4 separate regions of the Homo sapiens genome follow, and all the other regions are linked to region 2. A link is a contact called in ENCODE Hi-C or POLR2A ChIA-PET data. All regions are on one chromosome and are shown on one strand. The core of a region is the stretch at or near the end of the contact, and the rest is flanking DNA. Distances in the headings are between cores, read along the strand shown. Region 1 overlaps TPST1 (tyrosylprotein sulfotransferase 1). Region 2 overlaps TPST1 (tyrosylprotein sulfotransferase 1). Region 3 has its middle 34 kb from the start of TPST1. Region 4 holds the start of LINC03011 (long intergenic non-protein coding RNA 3011).

Evidence for each region. Hi-C counts contacts between places; a loop is a spot of excess contacts on that map. ChIA-PET counts read pairs that join two places held with the same protein, here RNA polymerase II (POLR2A). Pooled maps may share reads with other maps.
Region 1: a loop to region 2 is called in a pooled map, with 2.8 times the contacts of the local background. The contact joins two enhancer-like sites. A Hi-C loop is called at or near these places in 2 of 168 maps with a recorded cell type or tissue (Panc1 and ascending aorta) and 2 of 50 pooled maps. POLR2A ChIA-PET finds 5 or more read pairs at or near these places in 1 of 52 experiments (HCT116).
Region 3: a map with no recorded cell type shows a loop between it and region 2 (2.2-fold over the local background). The contact joins two enhancer-like sites. A Hi-C loop is called at or near these places in 1 of 37 single-sample maps with no recorded cell type. POLR2A ChIA-PET finds 5 or more read pairs at or near these places in 3 of 52 experiments (A549, WTC11 and activated CD4-positive, alpha-beta T cell).
Region 4: a loop to region 2 is called in a map of mammary epithelial cell, with 3 times the contacts of the local background. The contact joins the promoter of LINC03011 here to the enhancer-like site in region 2. A Hi-C loop is called at or near these places in 1 of 168 maps with a recorded cell type or tissue (mammary epithelial cell). POLR2A ChIA-PET finds 5 or more read pairs at or near these places in 4 of 52 experiments (AG04449, HEK293T, HepG2 and 1 more).

Annotation. Positions count from the first base shown.
Region 1 is chr7:66,222,969-66,225,668 of GRCh38, forward strand. The region is part of intron 1 of TPST1 (tyrosylprotein sulfotransferase 1); the gene reads left to right. Among named protein-coding and RNA genes, the nearest start is that of TPST1, 19 kb to the left of the region's middle. Within about 2 kb of position 1,408, at least 2 of the 41 ENCODE cell types and tissues checked have a DNase peak (open chromatin) inside an H3K27ac peak, as active enhancers do.
Region 2 is chr7:66,358,333-66,361,032 of GRCh38, forward strand. TPST1 (tyrosylprotein sulfotransferase 1) reads left to right here. Exons shown (of 6, transcript NM_003596.4): 6 at 1,563-2,111. Among named protein-coding and RNA genes, the nearest start is that of LINC00174, 41 kb to the right of the region's middle. Within about 2 kb of position 1,444, at least 3 of the 41 ENCODE cell types and tissues checked have a DNase peak (open chromatin) inside an H3K27ac peak, as active enhancers do; they include mammary epithelial cell, where a contact is called at or near this core.
Region 3 is chr7:66,169,531-66,172,230 of GRCh38, forward strand. No RefSeq gene overlaps it. Among named protein-coding and RNA genes, the nearest start is that of TPST1, 34 kb to the right of the region's middle. Within about 2 kb of position 1,286, at least 7 of the 41 ENCODE cell types and tissues checked have a DNase peak (open chromatin) inside an H3K27ac peak, as active enhancers do.
Region 4 is chr7:66,492,191-66,494,890 of GRCh38, forward strand. It overlaps LINC03011 (long intergenic non-protein coding RNA 3011), which reads left to right and starts at 1,442. Exons shown (of 2, transcript NR_134573.1): 1 at 1,442-1,547. RefSeq lists an enhancer at 1,131-1,340.

The DNA of each region.
Region 1 (2,700 bases), core at 158-2,657, 140 kb before region 2:
CATTATCTCTATTTTGTGGATGACAGAACTGAAGCTTAATGATTTATCTAGTGCCATGTGACTAAGAAAAAACTGATTCCAGACTAGAGCCCAGGTCTTCTGACTCTAATACACCAGGCTTCTTTTACATTAATTCAATGCCATCTTCTCTTCTACTTTTTCTATTCAGTTACTTTTCATTCTAAAGGTTATGAGGGGCTGGGTGTGGTGGTTCATGTTTGTAATTCCAGCACTTTGGGAGGCTGATGTGGGAGGATCACTTGAGGCCAGGGGTTCAAGACCAGCCTGGGCATCATAAGGAGGCCTTGTCTCTACAAAAAAGAAAGAAAGAAAGAAACAAAAAATTAGCCAGGTATGGTTTGCATGCCCCTGCAGTCCCAGCTACTTAGGAGGCTGAGGTGGGAGGATCACTTGAGCCCAGGAGTTGGAGGCTGCAGTGAGCTATATGCCATTGCACTCCAGCCTGGGTGACAGAGTAAGACCCTGTCTCAAAAAAAAAAAAAAAAAAAAAAAAGTTACAAGTTTGGTAGAAAAATGGCATAAACTTGAGTTACCGAATAAGAATATATAATTTGAAGAAATTTGCTTTCTTTGTTCCTCATCATGGGTGGTCTAAACAGATTATAAACATGAACTTGATGAATCTAAAAGATAAATAGTTTAGCCAACAATGATTTCCTGATTTATAGGTCTGAGAAGTTTGGAACTTGGTAACTTCAATTTTTTATTTTGTTTTATTTCATTTTAACTCTTTATTATGAAAAATTTCAAACATATCCAAAATAGAGACTGCTATATTGAGCCCTCAAGTGCCCATCACTCAGCTTCAACAGTGAGCTCATAGCAGTCTAATTTCATATATACCCTCCACACATTCCTGCTCTCAGATATTTCTGAAGCAAAGCCGAGACATCATTTCATTTAACTTGAACCTTTACAGATGTTTTGCTTTAGTTTAACTTGTGCTCCTGTCTCCATTTGTGTTCTAGGCATTAGGTCCAGTTCTTGGTATGGGTTTTTTTGAAGTTCACTGCTCCTTTAAGTAGTGAGTATCAGCTGACTTTCAAAGATTGTCAGCTGTGTATACCATATTCTTCTTGCCATTTGCTACTCGTTAGTGGGTCTGGTGCCAGCCCCTAACGTGCAGCTAGGAAAAGGTGTTCCCATGTTGATGCTCTGACCATGAGCTGACATAAGAATGGCTCTTGCAACAATGGTTTCATTTAGGTCAGATTTGAAGTCTGTACTGCATGGCAAAGCTGTCATTCAAAATCAGTCTCTGTGCATTTATTCATTGGCAAGTTCAAGCATGTGATAAAATTATTTTTCCTTTTGCTAACAGGCTAGAAGTAAATGGAGAAACCAGATACAGACTGGACTTTAGTCAGCAGGCACAGTGGTATTGGCTGTTGCTGTTTGCCACGTTGGTTGGCATCATGAATGGGTATGAGAGGCAAGGAACTAGTGATTAACAAAGGAAAGACAGCTTTTAGGGGCGTTGTTACATTCCTGTAATTTATCTTTTGCTAGGACATGTCCCCAGCATCTCTTTGGACCTAGAATATAGCCATGTTCCTGATTATAACAGCAGGGTGTGGTGAATGTGCTCTTGAGTGTGTGTACCTGGGCCTGTGTGTGTGCACTGGGTGTTGGGCATGGCCTTGCTGGCTGCTGACCTCTGTATCTCTACTTTTGTTGACTGATCCTGTTTTTGGTTAGCAATCTTAGTTTATAAAATTTGCAAATATGTAAGTATAGAAATGTAATGTCAGCACTCTCTTCTCTAAGGCATTATTTCTAGGAGTCTATTTCATTTGGCCTGCTGGGAAAGAGCAGTTCTATTAATAGTGATTCCTCAGATACGTTTATTGCAGTGTTTCAGTGCTTTTTCTCTCCCCTGGAGATAAAACTGAGCCTGAACATTCTGGTATTCTTTTTTTTTTTTTTTTTTTTTTTTTTTTTTTGTGAGATGGAGTTTCACTCTTGTTGCCCAGGCTGGAGTGCAATGGCACGATCTTGGCTCACCACAACCTCCACCTCCTGGGTTCAAGCGATTCTCAAGCCTCAGCCTCCTGAGTAGCAGGGATTACAGGCACGCGCCACCACGCCTGGCTAATTTTGTATTTTTAGTAGAGACGGGGTTTCGCCATGTTGGCCAGGCTGGTCTTGAACTCCTGACCTCAGGTGATCCGCCTGCCTTGGCCTCCCAAAGTGCTGGGATTACAGGCATGAACCACCGCACCCGGCCCATTCTGGTATTCTTTTTAGATCAACCTTAGCTCTATAAATGTCCTAGTTGAGAAAATATTGATCTGCTGTCTGAAAATACAGCAAAGTGGAGTTTAAAAGTAATGGAAAGAGGGCCTGGCACAGTGGCTCACGCCTGTAATCCCAGCGCTTTGGGAGGCTGAGGCGGGCGGATCACCTGAGATCAGGAGTTCAAGGCCAGCCTGGGCAACATGGTGAAACCTCATCTCTACTAAAAATACAAAAATCAGCTGGGCGTGGCGGCACATGCCTGTAATCCCAGCTACCGGGGAGGCTGAGGCAGGAGAATCACTTGAACCCAGAAAGCAGAGGTTGCAGTGAGCCGAGATTGTGCCATTGCACTCCAGCCTGGGTGACAGAGACTCAGTCTCAATAAATAAATAAATAAAAAGAAATAAAGTAACGGATAGAGGCCATGTTTGTGTGTGTGCA
Region 2 (2,700 bases), core at 194-2,693:
TTTTTTTATATAATGTTTTTATTTTTACTTTATATAATGATGTATTGTGCATACTCCATACCAGGCATAAAATACCAAGGATTTTATTTGCATATATATAAGATGATATATATATAACAGATACGCTAAATTATATATACATCTATATATAAAATTGTATTCAGTTCTCAAACCACTCTGGCAAGCTGGTAGTATTCCTGTTTTGCTAGTGAGAAAACAGGTTGAATGTGACTTGCGGTGCGTTGATGGATTATAGACATAAGAAGCACATGGACGCTGGTCCGTCATGTCAAAATCCCAGATGGCAGCAAGCTGCTAATATTGACAGGTTCTAGGATTCAGGTTTCCTTTTTGCTGAGGAGCAAATGCTGAATGTTAGTCTTATGCCCTGTGGGTCTGCATATTTAACAGCAGTTATCAGGCCTTGGCTAATTTTGTTTATACAAAATGCTTTCAAACTTCATAGGTAATCTCCCTGCCCGCCCCACCAAACACACACAAGGCCTCATTTCTTTACCAGCGTGTTGTAGGATGGACCGCATCAGCAGTTGCCTCTGCAGCATTTCACCCTGGCTTGTGTGTGGAGGTTGGGAGGGGCCAACCTGTGCTGAGGAGGACTCAGGAGAACTGGGGACACAGCAAAGCCCTTAGGATGGATACTATCTTTCTTATCTTTTGGGTCCCTTTGGCATTTCAATAACAGTATCTGTGTTCTCTGGAGCTTCCTTTAAAGAACCTTAGGATCCATTTCTTCACGTGAGGAGGAATCAGGGTGCTGACCCCTGGACACTTAAAGAACCTTAGGACCCATTTCTTCACATGAGGAGGAATCAGGGTGCTGACCCCTGGGACACTTAAAGAACCTTAGGACCCATTTCTTCACATGAGGAGGAATCAGGGTCTTGACCCCTGGACACTTAACCTTAGGACCCATTTCTTCACATGAGGAGGAATCAGGGTGCTGCCCCCTGGACACTTAAAGAACCTTAGGACCCATTTCTTCACATGAGGAATCAGGGTGCTGCCCCCTGGACACTTAAAGAACCTTAGGACCCATTTCTTCACATGAGGAGGAATCAGGGTGCTGCCCCCTGGACACTTGAAGAACCTTAGGACCCATTTCTTCACATAAGGAGGAATCAGGGTCTTGACCCCTGGACACTTTAAGAACCTTAGGACCCATTTCTTCACACGAGGAATCATGGTGCTGACCCCTGGACATCTGGTGCCCCTGACAGTGCCCCCACAGTAGCAACAATAGCAGATGACAGTCAGTTATTTAGAAATGGGCAGGAGCAGCCCTGGTTTTGGCCATCTGCTTGCTTTGCACCCAGCAGCTACTTGCATGCATCTGAAAGCACCAGAGTGAGGGTGTGTGTGCCTCCCAGGCAGTCTTCCTGAGGCAGCTGTTCTCAACATCCATCCTCCTGGCCCCTGATCTGCAGGAACCTCCCCAACCGCCTGGCTTGTCTAGGCCTGTAGCTGGGAAGGAAGAGACGAAGACACAGGGAGAACACACCGGGACTCCACACCTGTAACCACATTCTGTTTGTTCGCCCTAGGAAAGATTGCTGCCTTTTCAGCAGAAGGGAAATTCCTAGGATTGGCTGTCCCCTGCCAAGCTTGGTGGAGCGTCTGCACCTTGGCTGCGCCGCCTGTGCATTTGCCAGTTTCCTCCCACTGAGAGGATGGAGGTGTCCGCACAGCTTTGGGCCTCGTGAGGGATCTGCCTCCTGAGCAAAGAGCTCTTGATCCCGATTTCATGCACAGCCCTGCAGTAAGGAGCCCAGAAGGAACATGTGTTTCCTGTTAAAACTCCTCTTGTTCTCTTTTCTTACATTATGACGTTTGTTTTCAAGGAGAGGGTTTAAAAATGGGATCCTGTAAGCAGACTTGGGCAGTCTCCTTTTGAAATAGGTTGTCTGTACATGTTCTAATGTTTTGTAGAACACGTGTGCCTGTTTAAGTGTATTGATGTGAATAATATTAAATATCCTAATTATTTAATTCATTGTATTGTTTCTGAGAAGTTGGGAAATTACCATTATACATTTACAACCTAATGACTTTTGTATTTTATTTTTCAAAATAAAAGCTTTCAATGTGAAGCATTCTGGTAGTTACATGTTTTCATTAATGTGATTTCAGAGAAGCACAGACCTTATCAGATGCTGATGTGATAAACCAAAGTTTCCTTGGTTGGCTGTATTGTAGATACTCCCCTGGAGCCATCACCTTTTTTTGGAGGGGGGTGGTGGGTAGAGGCAGGGTCTCGCTACATTCCCCAGCCTGGGCTCAAACGATCCTTCTGCCTCAGCCTCCCAAAGTACTAAAATTACAGGTGTGAGCCACGGTGCTTGGCCTGCATTATCATTTTGTAGTGAAGTTTTCTTTTTATTTCAAGAGAGAACCTATTGCCATCCACTTTGAGAATCCTGTTCTATTTCATGCTTGCAGACTGTATTTAAGGACATGGAAGTTACTATTTCCACTTGTTTTCTAGAAGCCTTTGTTATGAAACCCAGGATGTCCAGATAGTAGTAATAATTCCCATATTGAGTGTGTTCACATATGTGCCAGCCATGAAAAGGGTATATAACATGTTATCCCATCTCTGCCCCAAAACTTGTACCTATCCATTTAGGTCATATCCATATCAGTAACTGCAGTATTTTCTACTGTCACTTGAGCCAGAAACTG
Region 3 (2,700 bases), core at 36-2,535, 190 kb before region 2:
TGTTGCCTGGGCTGGTCTCGAACCCCTGGCCTCAAGTGATCCTCCCACCTCGGCCTCCCAAAGTGTTGGGATTACAGGTGTGAGCCACTGCACCCTGCCCCCATTTTTAATTAACAAGCAATTTATGGGGAGATATTTGAGAGAAATATTCTCTTACCACATTTTTACTCACTACTCTTATATTCTAGTGATGATTCTTGCCTCAACCAATAGCTACTAGTTTTCAACACCAACCACATTCCAGGTGCTGCACTAAGGGCTCTGCATGCCTTATCCCTATGTCATAGAGGAGGAAACCAAAGGTGCAGAGTGAAAAAATGGCCCAGGCACTCCCAGGGAGCAAGTACTGGAGGCGGAGGCAGACAGCTGGGTGCAGTGGCTCACACCTGTAATCACAGCACTTTGGGTGGCTGAGGCAGGAGGATCGCTTGAGTCCAGGAGTTTGAGACCAGGCTAGCCAACAAAGTGAGTCCCCATCTCTACAAAAAAATTTTTCAGGGCCAGGCGCGGAGGCTCACGCCTGTAATCCCAGCACTTTGGGAGGCTGAAGTCGGGGATCAACTGAGGTCAGGAGTTTGAGACCAGCCTGGCCAACACGGCAAAACCCTGTCTCTACCAAAAATTACAAAAATTGGTTGGGCATGGTGATGCACGCCTGTAGTCCCAGATACTCAGGAGGCTGAGGCAAGAGAATCCCTTGAACCTGGGAGGAGGAGGTTGCAGTGACCCAAGATCGCGCCACTGCACTCCAGCCTGGGCGACAGGGTGAGACTCTGTCTCCAAAAAAAAAAAAAAAAAAAAGATGCAAGTCGACCTAGACCTGTCTGCTCCAGAGCTAGAGATCACGTGCTTGGGCTTGGGAAGCAAGTGTTTGCTGGGAACTCGAAACGCCCAAGCATCAGATCTATTGAGCAATCCTGTTTCTAAAGCTCCTTCCCCGTGGTTCCCAAATACCCCTGACCAAGGAGGAGGATGGAGCAAGTAGACTTTAGGGCTGGGGGCTGTGACATGCTGGGTATGGCTTGCAGCCAAGAGTCAATCTTCCCTTCACTCCCCCTAGAGTACTAGCTACTCAGAATGAGCCTCTGTTAGAAGCTTCGTGGGTCATTAATTACATGTCTGCCGTGTCCTGCGTGCACGGCTGGGTCAGTGGCTGTGTTCGTAGAACCGGAAGACCCATGTTGTCCTTGCACAGGGCAGGGGCAGAGAGTCCCAGGAACCTGGTGGGTTCTGGGTTAAATGCTCTCTTTTTCCCCCTTGTGGGGCCTTAGCTGGAAGGGCCAGAACATGGGCAGGGTGGGGTCCTGGGGGCAGGGAGCCAGAGTCTTGAGTCATAGGGACACCAAGGAGTCAGGGCCAGGGCAGGGTGCGCTGAGCCAGGGAAACCAGAGGACAGCCAAGGTCTGAATGCTGGGAGATGCGGAAGTCACCGATGCAGGCGAGGTCACAGGAGGGGACTGCAGTCAGGATTGGAGCCAAGAACAAGCCCCGGTGAGCCAGGATCACATAGGACCAGGGCAGCAGAGCCTGAGCATGTATTTGCAGATCTCTGATGCTGGAGGCTTGCTCACCCTCTGGCCCACCCTCAGCCCTCATGTAATATGAGGAACAAATGTATGTTGTAAGCCACTGGAATGTTGGGGTTGTTTGTTACTGCAGCAAAAACTGACTAAGAAGCAGCTTAATGAAAAGAAAACAAAAAATACACCACCTCCTCAAACCAAAGCTCTCTTGTGAACATTCCTTCATTCATTTATTTTGGGGGATGGGGTCTCACTCTGTTGCCCAGGCTGGAGTGCAGTGGTGTGATCTCGGCTTACTGCAACCTCCACCTCCCAGGCTCAAGTGATCCCCCCACCTCAGCCTCCCAAGTAGCTGGGACCACAGATTTGCACCACCATGCCCAGCTAATTTTTGTATTCTTTGTAGAGATGGAGTTTTGCCCTGTTGCCCAGGCAGGTCTCGAACTCCTGAGCTCAAAGCAATCCACCCCCATCGGCCTCCCAAAGTGTTGGGATTACAGGCCTGAACCACTGCGCCCAACCTATGCATTCTTGTGAACATTTAAACAATACGGATGTATATAAAATAAAACATGAAGTTCTGGCAGGGCGTGGCAGCTCATGCCTATAATCCCAGCACTTTGGGAGGCTGAGGTGGGAGGATCACTTGAGCCCAGGAGTTGGAGACCAGCCTGAGCAACATAGTGAGACCCCATCTCTACAAAAAATAATTTTTAGAAAAGCATTGCATAGTGATGCATGCCGGTATTCTCAGCTATATGGGAGGCTGAGCTGGGAGGATCACTTGAACCCTGGAGGTTGAGGCTGCAGTGAGCTGTGATTGCACCAATGCACTCTAGCCTGGGTGACAGAGTGAGGCCTTATCTCAGGAAAACAAAAACAAAAAAAACACATAAAATTCCTCTTCATCTCCCTCCTGATCCTGAAGGAGTCATCATTGATAACATTTTGGTGTATATACTTTCAGAGAGCCAAGTTTTGAAATGGCTGTTTACTAATCTTAGTGAAATAAAATTCACACTTATGGATGCAGGAATTAACAGAAGAAAATATGTCAAGACACATAAAAATGATAAGAAATCAAAACTTTGGACACAGAGGCTCACGCCTGTAGTCCCAGCACTTTGGGAGGCTGAGGTGGGCAGATCACTTGATGTTAGGAGTTTGAGACCAGCCT
Region 4 (2,700 bases), core at 192-2,691, 130 kb after region 2:
CCTTGTCTGGTCTGGCTCTGTCCCACTCTCCCTCTCACCAAGTTCGAACCCCTAGCTAGTTTTCAGAGGAGTAGAGTGTGTACCCCAATCCCAACTGGGTATGGTTCAGATCTGCATTTAACTCATGAAGCCTGGCTGCTCCGCAGGTCCTGGAGAAAAAAAGAGTCTCGCTGCAGGTATGATACAGGACAGGCTTGTCCCCAGGACCCGCCTGTCCCCAGGAAGAGGGAAGCCCAATGTCCCACCAGGTTGGCAGGGCTGGGGAAGGGAAAGTGTTATAGTAGCCCCAAGACTAAAAAGAGGCAGCAGAGGGAGCAGGACAGTGCTCCCATGGAACTCAAGCCGCTGCCTGAGTGAGGTGAGGGAAGAGTGCACCCACTGACATCAGGGGGCAGAGAGGTGCGGTTCCAGCGCGGCTTTTCCCCTTGCGTCTTGCCATGTGACTCTGATCCCCTCCAGGTGAGCCTGCCCACTTTGGGCCCAGGGTTGCCGCTGGGGCCTGTACCCAAAAGCAGCCCCCCATGGCCATGACCCCACTCCCAGGAGTGGGGCAGAGCAGGGAGGAGTCCTGGAAAGAGGAGACGCAGGGACAAGAAGGAATGGGCCTCAAACTCCAGGAGGGGGACCTTCTCATGGGTCCTGTTTTCTGGTCTCTCCTCGCTTACCCCTGGGCTGATCACCCTGGGAAGAACTGAGCCAAGGTTTCTCACCCTCAGGTCCAAGGGGTTCAATTACCGGGCCCTTAGGGAGATGCGAGCCCCCTAAAACGATGCAAAGTTCCTGGCCTAATTTTTATATTTTTAGTAGACATGGGGTTTCACCCATGTCTACTGATCGGAATGCCTCGAGCACACAAAATGTTGGAATTTACAGGCGTGAGCCAACGTGCCCGGCCAGCCCTATTTATTTCAGCCTATACATTTTGCACTTGTTAAAAGTATTTGAACATACAATTATCATGTTTTCTTTAAGCAGTCCCTCCCTGTTGTACACTTGGATAGTTTATTTTTTTAGACAAGGTTTACCTCCGTCTCGCAGGATGGAGTGCTGTGATGGGATCATAGCTCATTGCAGCCTTGAACCTTGGGGTTCAAGTATCTGGGAAGCTGAGGTGGGACTACAGAGATGGGGTCGCGCCATGTTGCCCAGGCAGCTCTTTAACTCCTGGCCTGAACGGATCCTTCCGCCTCGGCCGAGCCTGGACATAGTTTTCTAGTTTTGACCCACAGAAACACTGTGCTGGGTCGGAGTTTGTCAACCACCCTTCTCCAGCCAGCAACACACAGAACATGGCGGGGAAGTCGCGGTTACCAGGCTCCACTCCGAGGAAAAACCAGCGCAGCTCCAGGCACTGTAGCGCCACTGTGACGTCGCCGAAGGCCGGCGCTATTACGACGCCGGAAGGCCCGCGCCTGTGACGTCAGCTGAGGCGCGCCCCTGTGATATCTCACAGGCCCGCCCCTTCTGTAGAACCAATCGGAACTCGAGGCGCAGCGGCTGGGTATTCCAGGAGAGCGCATGCGCAGACGCATGGCCACAGACTGCCGGTCAGTGTCAGCAGGCGGTGGGTTAGGGTCCGCAGGCCCAGACCAGGCCGCCGACACCAATAAGCTACAAGGAGGAGCTTTACCGCTGCCTGTACTACTACTGCCTGCGCTACTTCCCAGCCTGCGGCGTAGGGCGCAGCAAGGGCCTGACGCTTAGCGAGCAGGCGCTGCGCACCAAGCGGCTGTCGCCTGGAGGGCACGTTCAGGCAGAAGCTCCTCAGTGGCCACAAGTCCGCTAGCTCCGGCTACAGCCCTTGCCGCACACTCGCGTCACCTGAGCCTGTGTAGGTGCGCCCCCCAACTCCTCCCCCAGCCAGGTCCCGGGGACGCCGGCAGCGTCCCCCACCCCTGGCGCCGCTCATCCTGGGCAGGATCGGCCCCGTCTGAGGCTGCACCGCATTAGGGAGCTGCACCCCTCGGCTTGACCTCTGATGGCCGTTGCAACAACATCAAAGCCTTTGGAACTTTGTAGGGGGTACGAGGGGCTAGGAAACCAAGAAAACATCTTTTTAAAAATATAAGCGATCGGGCCGGGCGCGGTGGCTCACGCCTGTAATCCCAGCACTTTGGGAGGCCGAGACAGGTGGATCACGAGGTCGGGAATTCAAGACCATCCTGGCCAGCATGGTGAATCCCGTCTCTACTAAAAATGCAAAAATTAGCCGGGCGTGGTGGCGGGCACATGTAATACCAGCTATTCGGGAGGTTGAGGCAGAGGCAGACAATTGCTTGAACCCGGGAGGCAGAGGCTGCAGTTAGCCGAGATCGTGCCACTGCACTCTAGCCTGGGCGACAGACCAAGACTCCGTCTAAAAAATAAAAAACTATATATATGTGTGTGTATATATATATATATATATGCGATGGAGCCCGGGAGGTTGAGGTTACTGTGAGCCGAGATTACACCACTGCACTTCAGCCTGGGTGACAGAGGGAGACCCTGTCTCTAAAAAAAAAATATATGCAAGTGAGAGCTTTTCTTCCAGTGCTCATGCTCAGACTGAAGAAAGTTATTGGGCCGGCCCAGTGGCTCACACCCGTAATCCCAGCACTTTGGGAGGCCTAGGTGGGCGGATCCCTTGAGCTCAGGCGTTCCAGACTAGCTTGGGCAACATGGTGAAATTCGGTCTCTACAAAAATACAAAAAATTATC